Linked DNA regions of Mus musculus: regions 2 and 3 are each linked to region 1. The links are chromatin contacts, found by Hi-C or POLR2A ChIA-PET in ENCODE. All regions are on one chromosome and are shown on one strand. Each heading gives the region's core, a stretch centred on a gene start or an enhancer-like site at or near the end of the contact. The rest is flanking DNA. Distances are from core to core; before and after follow the strand shown. Region 1 holds the start of Aprt (adenine phosphoribosyl transferase). Region 2 overlaps Piezo1 (piezo-type mechanosensitive ion channel component 1). Region 3 holds the start of Galns (galactosamine (N-acetyl)-6-sulfate sulfatase).

Region 1 (4,089 bases), core at 430-2,929:
AGTAGTGTAAGACAGAGTCTAGGCGCGAACAAGTGGCCACCTCCCTAGCCTCGAGCGTTTCTGGGTGGTGTAAACCTGACCCAATGTCTCAACCTCTCTGAGCACCCACATTTACTCCTAGACACTGGTAGCCGTGATAAGACCCTGCCCTTCCTCTACACACAGCTCGCTTACCTTCCCATACTCCAGAGAATAGGAGGCTGACACAGTGGGGCCCGGCAGCTTCCCCTGTTTCCGGATGAGCACACAGCCCACGCCCAGCTCCTGAGCTAGGGAAGGGCCAAACAGGAAGCCCCTGGAGTCTAGACCTGTTAGGGTAAGGAGGGAAGGTTGTGGGATGGAGCTGAGGGGCATGGGAATCTAGAGGCCAAGTATGGGCGAGGTCAACACTTGCTAGGAACACTAGGTCTTGCTGACTACGGCTAGAAGAACGTTGATGGCTACTGGGTAGCCATCAACTCATCATCTCAGCCTTGGGGATCCTACCTGCCTTCTGAACAGCTCAGGGCCACCTATGGTGGCTCTTGCCACCTTTCAAATGCAGCATCTAGCTGTCGTGGGAAGGATACATACATGCCCTAATTTCTGGAGCATGGCCAGGGGTACCAATAGGAAGTGAAGTGGGCAAAAGTCTGTGGTCCCTGAGCACTTACCAGGGCCACTCTGTTCTCTGGGGTGCCCACCCTCCCTCTGGACACTCCTGGTGGACATTCAGCTGTCCTAGGGTGTTTCTGAAGCTCAGGCATGGAGCCAGGTAGACAGCAGTTGTTTAACACAAGCTTGTGTGAGGGAACAAGAGAAAGATGCCCCGGTGTAGTCCTGGGGAGAAACAGCCCCTGAAGCTACCAGGCTTGAGGTCTGCCCAGGCACGCCACGCCCAACCAAGGTTACCTAATTTTTAGTATCTAGTTCATCCCAGAGGCTACCCCTAAGCAAGGATGTCCGTCATCTGGAGGTTCCAGGGTCTCCCAGCCTGCTGTCAGGATGCTGGCCAGCTTTGTGCCCTAAAAGAGGGAGGCCTGGTTCTGGACACAAGGACAGAGCAGAGTTCGTCTCTAGGAACAAGCACCGAGGGCAGATGCCTTAGGGTACCTAGCAGGGAAGGGAGACTCCTACATAGTTCATCCAGGGTGAACAAGCGTCCAAGGCAGTGAGGAACCAAGGAGGAAGTGTCAGAGGTTGAAGAAAGAATGGATGGGTGTGGGGCAGACTGTGGGTGACACGAGGGGGAAAGGGGATAGGGGCTAGGACCGTGGGGGACGAGCACGGCCTAGCAAGGCCACTCGCCTGCGATGTAGTCGATCTTGCCGCTGTGCGTGGACTTCAGGTGACTGGCCAAGAGGCGGATGGAAGCTCGGAAGGAGTCCGGGTCTTTCAAGAGGGGCGAGATATCCCTGGGAACAAGGACAGGAGAGTGACCCGCGTGTGGCCGGGCAGAGGCCCCGCAAGATCCCCGAGGCTGCCTACGCGCCTGCGCCGGGGGATGAGCGTACAGCGCCAACGCCTCGCCGGCTCGTGACCGCACCTGAACAGCACGCCCGGGATTGGGAAGTCGGGGAAGCTGCGGATGCGCCGCGCCACCAGTTTCAACTCAGGTTCCGACATGGCCGCGTGCGTGTAGGAGGCAGGGAGGAGGTAGGTATCAGCACGCTAAACTCACGTCAATCCCGGGGGGAACAAGGGCGGAGCGTCCTCGATGGGCGGGGCTTCTGGGTGCGGGTTGGTCTAGCACGAGGGGCGGGACAGGCTGAGAGGCGGGGCCTCTGCGAGGTGTGTGTGGGGCCTGAGTCAGGGGTTAGATTTCTTGAGCTGCCTAAACACAAGCATCCCTACCTCAAAGATATATGGGTGGAAAGGGGATGTGCGATGTCCATCCTTTTTTGGTTTTGCCCCACACACGCTTTTTCAGTCCTGCTTTTCCAGGGGCTAGTCTTCTGGACCTGGGGGAGCAGGGACGGGTCTTGCCCAGGTCCGCTGGAGTGGTTTGGCCTTGCGTTCCTTCCCTCGCGCATAGTACAAGGGGCCTGAGATTCAGCCCCTGCTTTCCTGGAATTAGCCCGGAAGGGAGCTGATGGATAGTCTTAGGTCCAGAGGTGGGAGTGCACTGTGTGTGGGCTAGAGCGCAGGGGAAAGCAGGGTAGCAGGGCGGGTAAGGAATGCCTTCTCTGAGACCACAGACACTCCTGTGCATTGCAACAGAATGTGCCCTCCTCGTTTTGGGGTGGGGACCAGAAGGTCCTGATAGCCAGAGACAGAACTGGGGTTCTACCTTCCCAGCACAGTACCTGGGTCTATAGGTAGTGGTGTGGAAGACTGTCCTCTGAGTATAATGGCCATTATCATCTTCAGTGCAGTTGCAATTACTCAAAAGATATCCTCCAAATTGGCCCATGCTCCATCAAAGGAGAGGGTGTGGGGAGGGTCCAATGGATTCTAAACATTCCTTCTTGGACCTTCCTGTGAGCCCGTGAGCTGCATTCTTCCATTTGATGTGGTCTCTGGAGGCACTAGAATACACACACACACACACACACACACACACACACACTCACATGGAGGAAGGTTAACTAAAGGGAAGCTCCGTTATGAATCTATTAGGAACTTGTCATCTATGCTGGGCCGAGACTTTTCCGTTTGGTTGATGCAGCTGCTCTGGGGGTCATTCATGTTCTTGTAGGCAGTGAACTCATTGGACACGATGGTTACTTTAGGCTCTCACTGGAATCGTATCTGGGGCATCTGTTTCTGAATCCCCAGGGAAAGCTCATGCAACAGGTACGTGGAGATCTAACACACAGTCTCCCATCATAATCTCGATTTTAAAGACCAGGATATGCCGGGCGGTGGTGGCGCACGCCTTTAATCCCAGCACTTGGGAGGCAGAGGCAGGTGGATCTCTGAGTTCAAGGCCAGCCTGGTCTACAAAGTAAGTTCCAGGACAGCCAGGACTACACAGAGAAACCCTGCCTTGAAAAAAATAAAAACAAACAAACAAACAAAAGACCAGGATAGGTGGTCTCATGATGGCGCACGCCTTTAATCCCAGCACTCCCAAGAGAGGCAGGCAGATCTCTGAGTTCAAGGCCAGCCTGTCCTACAGAGTGAGTTCTAGGAGAGCCAGCACCTCACTGAGAAACCCTGTCTCAAACCAACCCAAAAATAGACTTGGGGCTACCAGAGCTAACCCCCTCCTGTTCCTTTATTCTTCCTCTCAGTCTCTTCACCATCATTTCCCAACCGTTACAGCTCAACCTTGGCTCTGCAGTTACTGCACAGATGTGAAAACTTGTCCATGAGCCTTCAGAGAAAGGGTCTTGGAGATTATGTGGAGCATATGAGAGGTGGCAGGTTACAGAAGTGGCCCCATACTGCCCTGAGCCAGGGCCAGAAACTTAGGCTGTCATCTTCCCATCTCCATGGGGCAGTGCAGATGCCACCTTGACTGGAAAAGGTGCTGTCTTTGTCTTTTGTTTGTAGCCAGTGCGAAAGAGGTAGGGTGGCTCAGAGGGTTGGCCTGGGGGAGAAGCCAGATAGATGGCACTTCCTTGGCATTTCGCTGAAATCTTCACTTTTGTGTACGGCACCTAGGTTGAAATGTATGCAGGGACAGTGACAGTGCTTCAGACCCTGGGTTGACGTACCTACGGTGATCAAGGCCCCGGCTTCCTTTTCAGGAGCCAGTTGGCAAGATGGGCTGTGGTGCTCGAGAGCGGACTACAGGGTCAGGGCTCCAGGATGAGCAGTCTTGGAGCCTTGCACCTGGTTGCAGGGGCCGTCCATGCAGGGATGGGTGGGCAGAGGGCAGCTGGTCTCTTCCATTCATCAGTCCGAAGGACAAGGTCTCCCAGGCACTTGCAGGGCTGGCTGGAGATTCTGGTCTTGGCTAATGGGCCCAGAAACACTTCTCAGGGACAGACTCAGGAGGTGTCAGACACTTCCCTAGTTTTTCACAGCCTGGGGGTGCCCAATTCTGGAAAAGGACATTTAAGAAAATGAACTGCAGTTATTCAGGCGTTTCAGACTGGGCACAGTTAACGAGACGTGGCCCTCCCGCCTCACCCACCCACCTGGCTGCAAGGCGGGGATATC
Region 2 (4,089 bases), core at 917-3,416, 53 kb before region 1:
TTCAGCCCAATAAGAACTTTTATTGAAAATAAACAAACATAACCAAGAACCTGCCCATATATCTGATCTTTGTAAAGAGATAGGAAGGCTCTGAGGGTCCACATGATCTCTGTATGAGGGGGCCCAGAGTCATCTTACGAATACCTCTCTGAAATGGCTTGTTTGGTGTGTCAACTTGACACAAGAGTCATCAGAGCAGAAGGAGCCTCAGTTGAAGAAATATCTCCATGAGATATAGTTGCAGGGGATTTTCTAAATCATTGATTGATGGAGGAGGGCCCAGCCCATTGTGAGTGAGGCCATCCCTGGGCTGGTGGTCCTGGGTTCTATAAAAAAGCAGGCTGAGCAAGCCATGGGGAGCAAGCCAGTAAGCAGCACCCTCCATGGCCTCTGCATCAGGTCCTGCTCCAGGTTCCTGTCCTGCTTGGAGCTTCTCCAGTGAAAGCTGAATAAACCCTTTCCTCCCCAGCTTGCTTTATGGCCATGGTGTTTTGTGGCAGCAATAAAAACCATAGCTAAGGAGGGCTGTGGTGGCGTACGCCTTTAATCCCAGCACTCGGGAGGCAGAGGCAAGCAGATTTCTGAGCTTGAGCCCAGCCTGGTCTACAGAGTGAGTTCCAGGACAGCCAGGGCTACACAGAGAAACCCTGTCTCAAAACTCAAAACAAAACAACAAAGAGTTTAAACTTGACATCTCCTTTCTCATAAGAAGAATGCTGCCACACATTACCACAATCACAGAAGTGAAGGGCAGGGAGGGCCACAAGCTATCTTCCTCCCAGAGCATACAGAGGTTACCAGATTAGACACCTAGTTGGGCCTGGTGCCTCAGGCCTGGGATCTCAGCTACACAGGATGCTGAGGCAGGAGGATCCCAAGTTCCAGCCTGGCCTGGGATACTCAGCAAGACCTTGTTGTCTCAAAATAAAAAATAAAAATGGCTAGAGGCCAGGTGTGGCAGTGCACGCTTACCCTGGAAGCACTTGGGAGGCCAAGGCCGGAGGAGCTGGTGGGCGGAGAATCAGGTGAGGTCACCCTCAGCTGCCTAGGGAATTCAAGGACAGCGGAGGTCACACAAGACCTGACAGGAGGTGTGACCTAGTGCCTCTGTGATAGACCACTTGCCTAACATGTATGAAATTCTAGGATCAACGACCACAAAATACCTAAGTATATCAACCACACTAAACCCGGATCTTCAGCTCTAGGGAAGCGCCCTGCTAGATCCTGCCCTCTGCCATCCCCAGATGGCTGCATGAAGTACAAAGGAGGGGACCAGATAACTGCTGCTGAGCAGGACAGCTGCAGGACTGGGGGGTGGGGTCCTGACCCACACCCTAGCTGCTCCCTGCCACCCGTTGGGATTCCGGGTCTCCTGCCTGCCTTATTTGGCCTGGGCTGCAACTATAAACACTTCTGGGTGAGATTTCGGCCAGTGGGTGGGGCCAGGCAGAGGAGGAAGAGGAAGGAGGAGAATTCCAGCAGCAGCTAGAAGCTGCGCGCTGGGAGTCCGGAGTCAATGAAGCCTAGTGGCCACACCTGCCACCCCCCAGGAAGGCTGAAAGCAAAAACTTAAGCCAAACCAGGCCCAGAAGGCTCTGGCCAATCCCCCTTCCTGGAAGAGGAGGGTTGGTACAGTCAGCTGAGGGCACATGAGGAAGCCAGCTGCCCGGACTTGTTCCTAAAGCTTGGGACTAAGGCTCCTAGACTGGGTTAGCCTGGGCAGTGTGGCTGGATATCTTAGCACCTTTGATCAGGCCCAGGTGCAGCCAGCAGGAAAGAGGGTCAGTCAAGCCTAAGGTGCATTTTGCTCCTTTGAAGCTGTCCTCACTTGTCACTTCTACAGCCCCAGGGAGACACTGAGCCTGGCAGCCATGCGAAGTCATGGTAATTTCAGCGCTAGCCACCGTCTGTTCAGATACATCCAATCTGGCTGGCCCCTTCTCCGAGTTATTCCTGATCTGCTGGAGACAGGAAAGGCAAGGGGGTTGAGGATGCCTAGCTGACGGACGCCCACCTCTTCAGGCTCCAAAGCCGACGTGAAGCGCAGGGACAGTTTCAAAGCACATTGTGGATACAGAGCTCTAATCGGATCTGTTTCCTTCTGTTAGAGAAGAAAGTGATGCCCCTTGTGGGAGACAGACAAGAGCAGTCAGGAGGGCGTGTGGACCAGTCCTGGCTGATCGAGGAGAGGGGTCGAGTCGGGAGCTGCCTCAGCCTGAAGCAGCCGGGGTTGGGAGAGGCACAGGGACTTCATTTTACCTACTTGGAGCCCGGCCAAACTGCCTGGGCTCTGGGAGCACTTGGAGCATTTAATTACCATAGTGTTGGGGGTTTAATTAGTGCGACGCGTCTGGGAACCGTGGTTTCACGGCTCAGCTGACCTGCATGGGGTGGGTCGAGTCATTCTGGCTCTCTCTCTCAACACCGAGGGTGGCCTGGTAGCCATAATACCAGTAAGAGAACCCATGGACACATAGTCACATACTCCCATCTGAACAGCTAGTCAACTTTTATGTTTCCCTCAGCCCACAGTGACCTTGTCATACTTTGAGGAAGTCGCAGAGCAAGAGGGGACAGGCTGAGATGAGGTAGGTTATACAGGTAACAAACAGGAGGTAAGGCTGAATATGGACGCCCGGAGGAGGTGGGAGGGAGGGATGCCCACTGCCCAGCGAGCTGGACATGGCCCGCAAGGCACTGTGGTTCCTCGGCTCTCGGCTTCTCCCTAACTTGGAGCAACTCCACAGTATCCACTCCTAGCAGAGCAGGTCAGAGGTGCTGAAGGCAGTGAATGCCCAGAAGACCAGCAGGAAATGGCTTGGTGCTGAGCCCTGGCTCTCAACCAGGGCTGCATCAGGCAAAGAGATCAAGGATGGATGATACAGCTACTGCTGGCACCAGAGACAAGCTGGCAGAGGGATGCTTGCCTCCCACCCCAAACTTCTCAGGACAGCCCAGAGACCAGAGACAGAGAAGACACGAGGAGAAACTCAATCCGACCGTGACAGGTCCTCTTCCCAGCAGATGCTGCGTTGGTCCCAGTTAGTCAGTCAGCTAACTAACTGGGGACCCTGCTCACAGTCTCCCCCCCTAAACAACCCACAATGCCTATCACACAGAGGCACAGTCTGTACTCTATGCGAGTCGCTTGGAGGTATGAGACTGAAGCCACCCAAAGCTGACCTACCCACAGGCGACAACTATCAACAAAAGAGGAGAGAACTCAGGGTACAGGGTGGGCCCCATTCCGTATCAGCCATCCCCACCCACTCCTCCCTGGAGGGAGGAAGCCAGACCTATCTGCAGCCATCTCTACTGGCTGTCACAGGTAAACAGGCCGGGTAGCACATGGGCAGGGCCCTGGGAAGTACATGGGTGCAGAAAATAGTCCCTATCCCATTTGGGAGGGAGTTGGCCCGCAGAACTGTCCCTCCTGAAGGTGACACCCTCCTCACAGACCACTTGGAGCTCAGAGGGTCTTCGCCCTCAGCAGGAAGCTGAAGAAGGGGCTGGTCCTGGCCCTGTATACTGTGTACCACTGACAAATTTAGCCTCGGACTGGGAGTTCTTCCCTTAATACACCGTGAGCTCTCCAGAGCCTGGAGCAAGTCTGGTGAGCCGCTCGCAGAGCCTCCACCAGGGTCAGTCCTGTCCACTTCCCTGACCACATGTTACCTCTCCCCAGATCGTAGCTACTCAAGAGCTCCCACTAACTGGAGTAAATTGTGTATCCAGGTCTCCCAGCTGAGCTGTGAAGGGCACGGGCTGAGCTGTGAAGCCACCACGTGGCTTACACAGGGAGGAGAAGCAACGGCCTAGCAAACCACGGAAGGCTTTCCTAGGTAGAGCCTCCCTTTCCCTACCCAATGCCTGCCATCTGTCAGATGAGGGAAACTGAGGCACTGTGGGCACGGCCCCTCCACAGCTTCACCTACTCCTCTAGACACTACATCTGTCTGGAGAAAAACAAAACAAAACAAAAACCAAACAAGCCAAACAAAAGAACCGGGCCAGGGCATGATCAGTTTCTTGATCCACTAGCAACAAGCACACATATGCCTTGGGCTCTTTCCTAGGAGCACAGAG
Region 3 (4,089 bases), core at 663-3,162, 35 kb after region 1:
TTAGGTAAGTCTTTAGGTTTGGTGGCTCATGCTTGCAATCCCAGCACTGGGGAGGTGGAGGCAGGAGGATTGCATTGAGTTTGAGGCCAGCCAGGGCTACAGAGTGAGTTTCAGGCCAGCCAACACTACTTAGCAAGACCCTATTTCAAAAAAGCAAGCAAGAGAGCAAGCAAACAAAACACAAAAAGTAAGGACGCCAAAATGAAAGCTAAGAGCACATTTACTTAACTCAGTTACCCAAAGTCTATCAGTTCAACGTTCTTCAGGAGTCTCAAGGGAGTGTCAGAGAAGACCTCTCCTCACAGGCTGTCATTTGGAAAAGAGCAGAAAACTGACAGACGAGCCTGTAGTCAGTACTTCTGGATCAAACCAGTGGAAACAAACAAACCGAGCCAGTGCGATTTGGCCCTAAAACGACTTAATACTGAAAGGCACTATATATGTATGAAATCTCTCTCTATATATAGATCTTCAGTACTGCTCATTACTGTGCAAAGTCTGCTATTAGTGACCAGGACAGGAGCCAGAGAAGCCAGACATCCATTGTGTGAACAGTCAGCATCCACAAAGAACGGGAAGCTGGAAGGGGTTTCCTGCAGTGGCTTCTGGGTGGTGGGACTTATGTACAGGACTTTTTAGATCTGTATTTTTCTTAGTAATAAAAAACTACTAAGCTAATGTTTATCAAGTGGGATGTTTACTTTCTTTTTCTCCTATTAAGTCTCTAAAATTGGAATGGCGAGATGGCTCAGAAGGTAAGAGCACTGACGAGTTCAAATCCCAACAACCACATGGTGGCTCACATCCACTCATAATGAGATCTGACACCCTCTTCTGGTGTGTCTGAAGACAGCGACAGTGTACTTATCTATAATAATAAATAAATCTTTTTTTAAAAGTCTCTAAAATTCAACTTATTTTACATATATAGCACCTCTCCATTCTGATGGGCCCACAGATCGCTAGACAGCATCCCTCTCCCCTTTTTGAGGAGGTAAGTGTGGATCAGCACAGGTCTGAAGGCCCTGCAGAGGGCTGGTTTGGCTATTAATTAGCCTCGGCCGGTATTAGCCTCTGATTTGTTTCAAATCATCCTGAACTGGATGTGACTCTGATTCTAACAATAGCCAACAGATGTCACTCCACAGTGTGTGTCTGGGGGTGGGGGGGTGGGGGTGGAGGTGGGGCTGGCAGGCTGAGACTGCGAGGAAGGCACAGTCCATCTAGTTCTGTTTGGATAGTTCCATCTGACTTAGTGTTCTACATGACTGATTTCTAAGCTTTCATGTCACTTCAGGGCGACAGATTTCTCAGACAGGGACACTGAGGGAGATATGCCCCAGGGCAGAATTCATAAATGACCACAGGCTGCACTCGCAGGTGACATTCTATGCCTGACTTTGTGGTCAGAGTTCCCCCAGAGGTCAGGCTGGAGGTGGGCACCAAGGCAGGGCCACCTGTTGAGGGGAGGAGAATGTCAGCCCGCTCTCGGGAGGGGAAGTAGGAAGAAAAGGGCCTCCCTGAACACCTACCCCCACTGCGGAAACAGTGAAAGATGTGACACCGGGCTCTGGGCCTCCCTCGGGTCACTGCTCATCCGCCGTGTGGCTGCCCTGTGTCTTCCGTGTCCCCCCGCCGCGTGGCCCCACTTACATCGTCCATGAGCAGTAGCACGATGTTGGGGGGCTGCGGAGCACCTGCGGCCAAGAGTCCTAGGGCACTCAGTACCAGCAGCAGCTGCTGGGCTGCGGTACAGGCCGCCATAGCAAACCAAGCTCCCGCTGAGGAGTCAAGACCCAGTCCCAAGCCTGCCGCGGTTCCTTTTGGACTGTAGGGCGGGCCCTGGCGGCAGAATGAGAGGAGGGGCAGGGCCACGGAGAAAAGAAGAGGGAGAGGTGGGGCCTAGGCTGTCTGAGTGACAAGGGAGTGGGCTGGGCCTTACGGGAAAGGGGCGGGACCAAGGCCGGACCTGAGAGTCTGGGCGGAGCCATGGTAGAGAGAGGCGGGCTCTGAGCCTCGGTGGGAGGAGAATGGGCGGGGCCTGCCTCCACATCGGGTCACATGATGTGGCGCACAGCCTGCCAATATGGCGGTGTGCATCGCGGTGATCGCCAAGGAGGTGCGTGAGAGGCTGCGGGCGGCGGGCGGCGGGCGGCGGGCGGCGGGCCTCCTTCCAGCCATGGTCTTGATCTTTTCAACTCTGAGCTCCAAGCCTCAGCCAAGCCCTATGATCAGGATCCTTCCGGCTCGCTTTCGCTGACAGCTGACAGCCGTCCGCCGCCAGTTTGCAGGCCTCCGCCTCCGGGTTTTGAGATCCCCCGGGAAGCTTAGCTGGTCGCTGCAGCCTGCCACCCGTCGCTCTACGCGTTCTTTTCACGGCCTCAGCTGCCTTCCGCGTCCGGTCTTTCTGCCCCGCCTTCCGGACCGTCCCCTGGCTGCCCAGCCGGCGCTATTTAAATATAAGCCTGGCGCGGCTCAAGTCAGCCTAGAATCCAAGTGCTTTTCTTTGCCTTAGGATAGTCCCCTTCATGTCTTTTGCACCCTTCTACTCCACCGTGAAGGCCTGCAAACCTCTAGACAGCATCCCTCTCCCCTTTGTACCCTCTATTCCCAACTGTCATCTTGCTGGCCAACATATATATTCATTTCTTTCCGGAAAGCTGTTTATGGATGCTAAGACAGCTCCAGAGGGCCACAATATCCTGTTGCATGAAGCCTGTATCCCTATTAGGCTTTTTCTGAGATCTGCCATTAGGGATTAGACTGCTGTGAAGCTGTCAGTATGAAAGAGGGAGTTATACCCCCAGGAGGCCACCAAAACCAAAACTCATGTCATAGGCAGCTGCTGCTTTGATAAACTCAGGAGGAGGAAGTCCAGTATCTATGCTGAAGGGTCCTGATTTGGAGACTCATTCAATGTCTCGAAGCACTGAGAACAGACCACTACCCTAGTGTGGCACGTTAAGAAATAGCTAGTGCCCCTGCTGTTAGGATGACACTACAGAGTGTGCTGGTGGTTGAGGCAGAGGTGATCCTAGGAAGAGAAGTGTCAGGGTATGTTGTTAGGCTGTGCTCAGGTTGGCATTCCGGAGTCATTTCTGCTCACTTCCTGCCCCTGTGCATTTGTCTCTACTGCTTCCACCCTCCCTTCCTCCTCCTTTCTGGTACAGGTGAGAGAACTAGGGCTTAATGCTGCGACTCAAGCACTCCACTACGGAGTTACATCTCTGGTCCCATATTGCTTTTCTTTTTGGCACTGGGAATTGGACTTAGTGCCCTGTGCATGTCAGGCAAGTGCCACACCACCCAGTTTTATCTTTATAGTCCACTCTCTGCAGACAGTCTTCCTTAGGTTCAGTTATGTCGCTGAAGGCAGCATGCCACAGTGCATTAAGCAGTAGAGAGTCATTGTCAGGCTGAGAGCACACGAGTGCTTTGACTTTGCCCTTAGAGCCCGAACTCACTGGGTGGGCTGCCATCTCTTCCTGCAGAATTACCCTCTGTACATCCGAAGCACTCCGACAGAGAGTGAGCTCAAGTTCCACTACATGGTGCACACGTCTCTGGATGTGGTAGACGAGAAGATCTCTGCCATGGGGAAAGCACTGGTGGACCAGAGGGAGCTGTACCTGGGCCTGCTCTACCCCACCGAGGACTACAAGGTGTATCCACCACTGCTCAGCACCCATCCTGCACTCACGGAGCAGGATCTGGGAGGAAACGCTGGCAAAGAAAACGTGTCAGGGGTTTCAGCTGGTCAGGCAGGCAGGTGGCCCGAAGCTAATGGAAGCCTCTGGACATTGTCTCCCTTTAATTGGAAGAGTCCCTGGAAAAGCAAGTCTGAGCATCCAGGAGGATGCAAGTTGACATAGTGGGAATCTGGGCTTCTCTGGGCTCACTAGAGGCCACCAACTTTGAATCAAGGGCGATTGTTTCATGATACTGTTGTTAGGCTCAGTCTCGTGTGACGCTGTAAATTCTTGGCCATTCCTTTTGGACAAATGATTAAGACCATAGAATCCAAGGACATTCACATGGGGATTAATTGTAGCCTATCCACAGTGACACTGGTGTTGCAGTCACTGTGTT

Evidence for each region. A loop is a pair of places that touch in the nucleus more often than their neighbours do. ChIA-PET counts read pairs that join two places held with the same protein, here RNA polymerase II (POLR2A).
Region 2: POLR2A ChIA-PET joins it to region 1 with 25 read pairs in embryonic stem cell. The contact joins the enhancer-like site here to the promoter of Aprt in region 1. POLR2A ChIA-PET finds 5 or more read pairs at or near these places in 4 of 5 experiments (Patski and embryonic stem cell).
Region 3: a loop to region 1 is called in a map of left cerebral cortex, with 4 times the contacts of the local background. The contact joins the promoter of Galns here to the promoter of Aprt in region 1. A Hi-C loop is called at or near these places in 8 of 37 maps with a recorded cell type or tissue (T-helper 2 cell, adrenal gland, heart and 2 more). POLR2A ChIA-PET finds 5 or more read pairs at or near these places in 4 of 5 experiments (Patski and embryonic stem cell).

What each region holds. Positions count from the first base shown.
Region 1 is chr8:122,575,228-122,579,316 of GRCm38, forward strand. Aprt (adenine phosphoribosyl transferase) reads right to left here and starts at 1,680. Exons shown (of 5, transcript NM_009698.2): 1 at 1,526-1,680; 2 at 1,288-1,394; 3 at 175-308. The coding sequence starts at 1,605. Galns (galactosamine (N-acetyl)-6-sulfate sulfatase) reads right to left here. Exons shown (of 14, transcript NM_016722.4): 14 at 3,010-3,970. The coding sequence ends at 3,884.
Region 2 is chr8:122,521,930-122,526,018 of GRCm38, forward strand. The region is part of intron 1 of Piezo1 (piezo-type mechanosensitive ion channel component 1); the gene reads right to left. Among named protein-coding and RNA genes, the nearest start is that of Gm26497, 3.3 kb to the left of the region's middle. Within about 2 kb of position 2,167, at least 1 of the 3 ENCODE cell types and tissues checked has a DNase peak (open chromatin) inside an H3K27ac peak, as active enhancers do.
Region 3 is chr8:122,609,575-122,613,663 of GRCm38, forward strand. It overlaps Galns (galactosamine (N-acetyl)-6-sulfate sulfatase), which reads right to left and starts at 1,913. Exons shown (of 14, transcript NM_016722.4): 1 at 1,654-1,913. The coding sequence starts at 1,764. It overlaps Trappc2l (trafficking protein particle complex 2-like), which reads left to right and starts at 2,052. Exons shown (of 5, transcript NM_021502.2): 1 at 2,052-2,119; 2 at 3,492-3,664. The coding sequence starts at 2,087.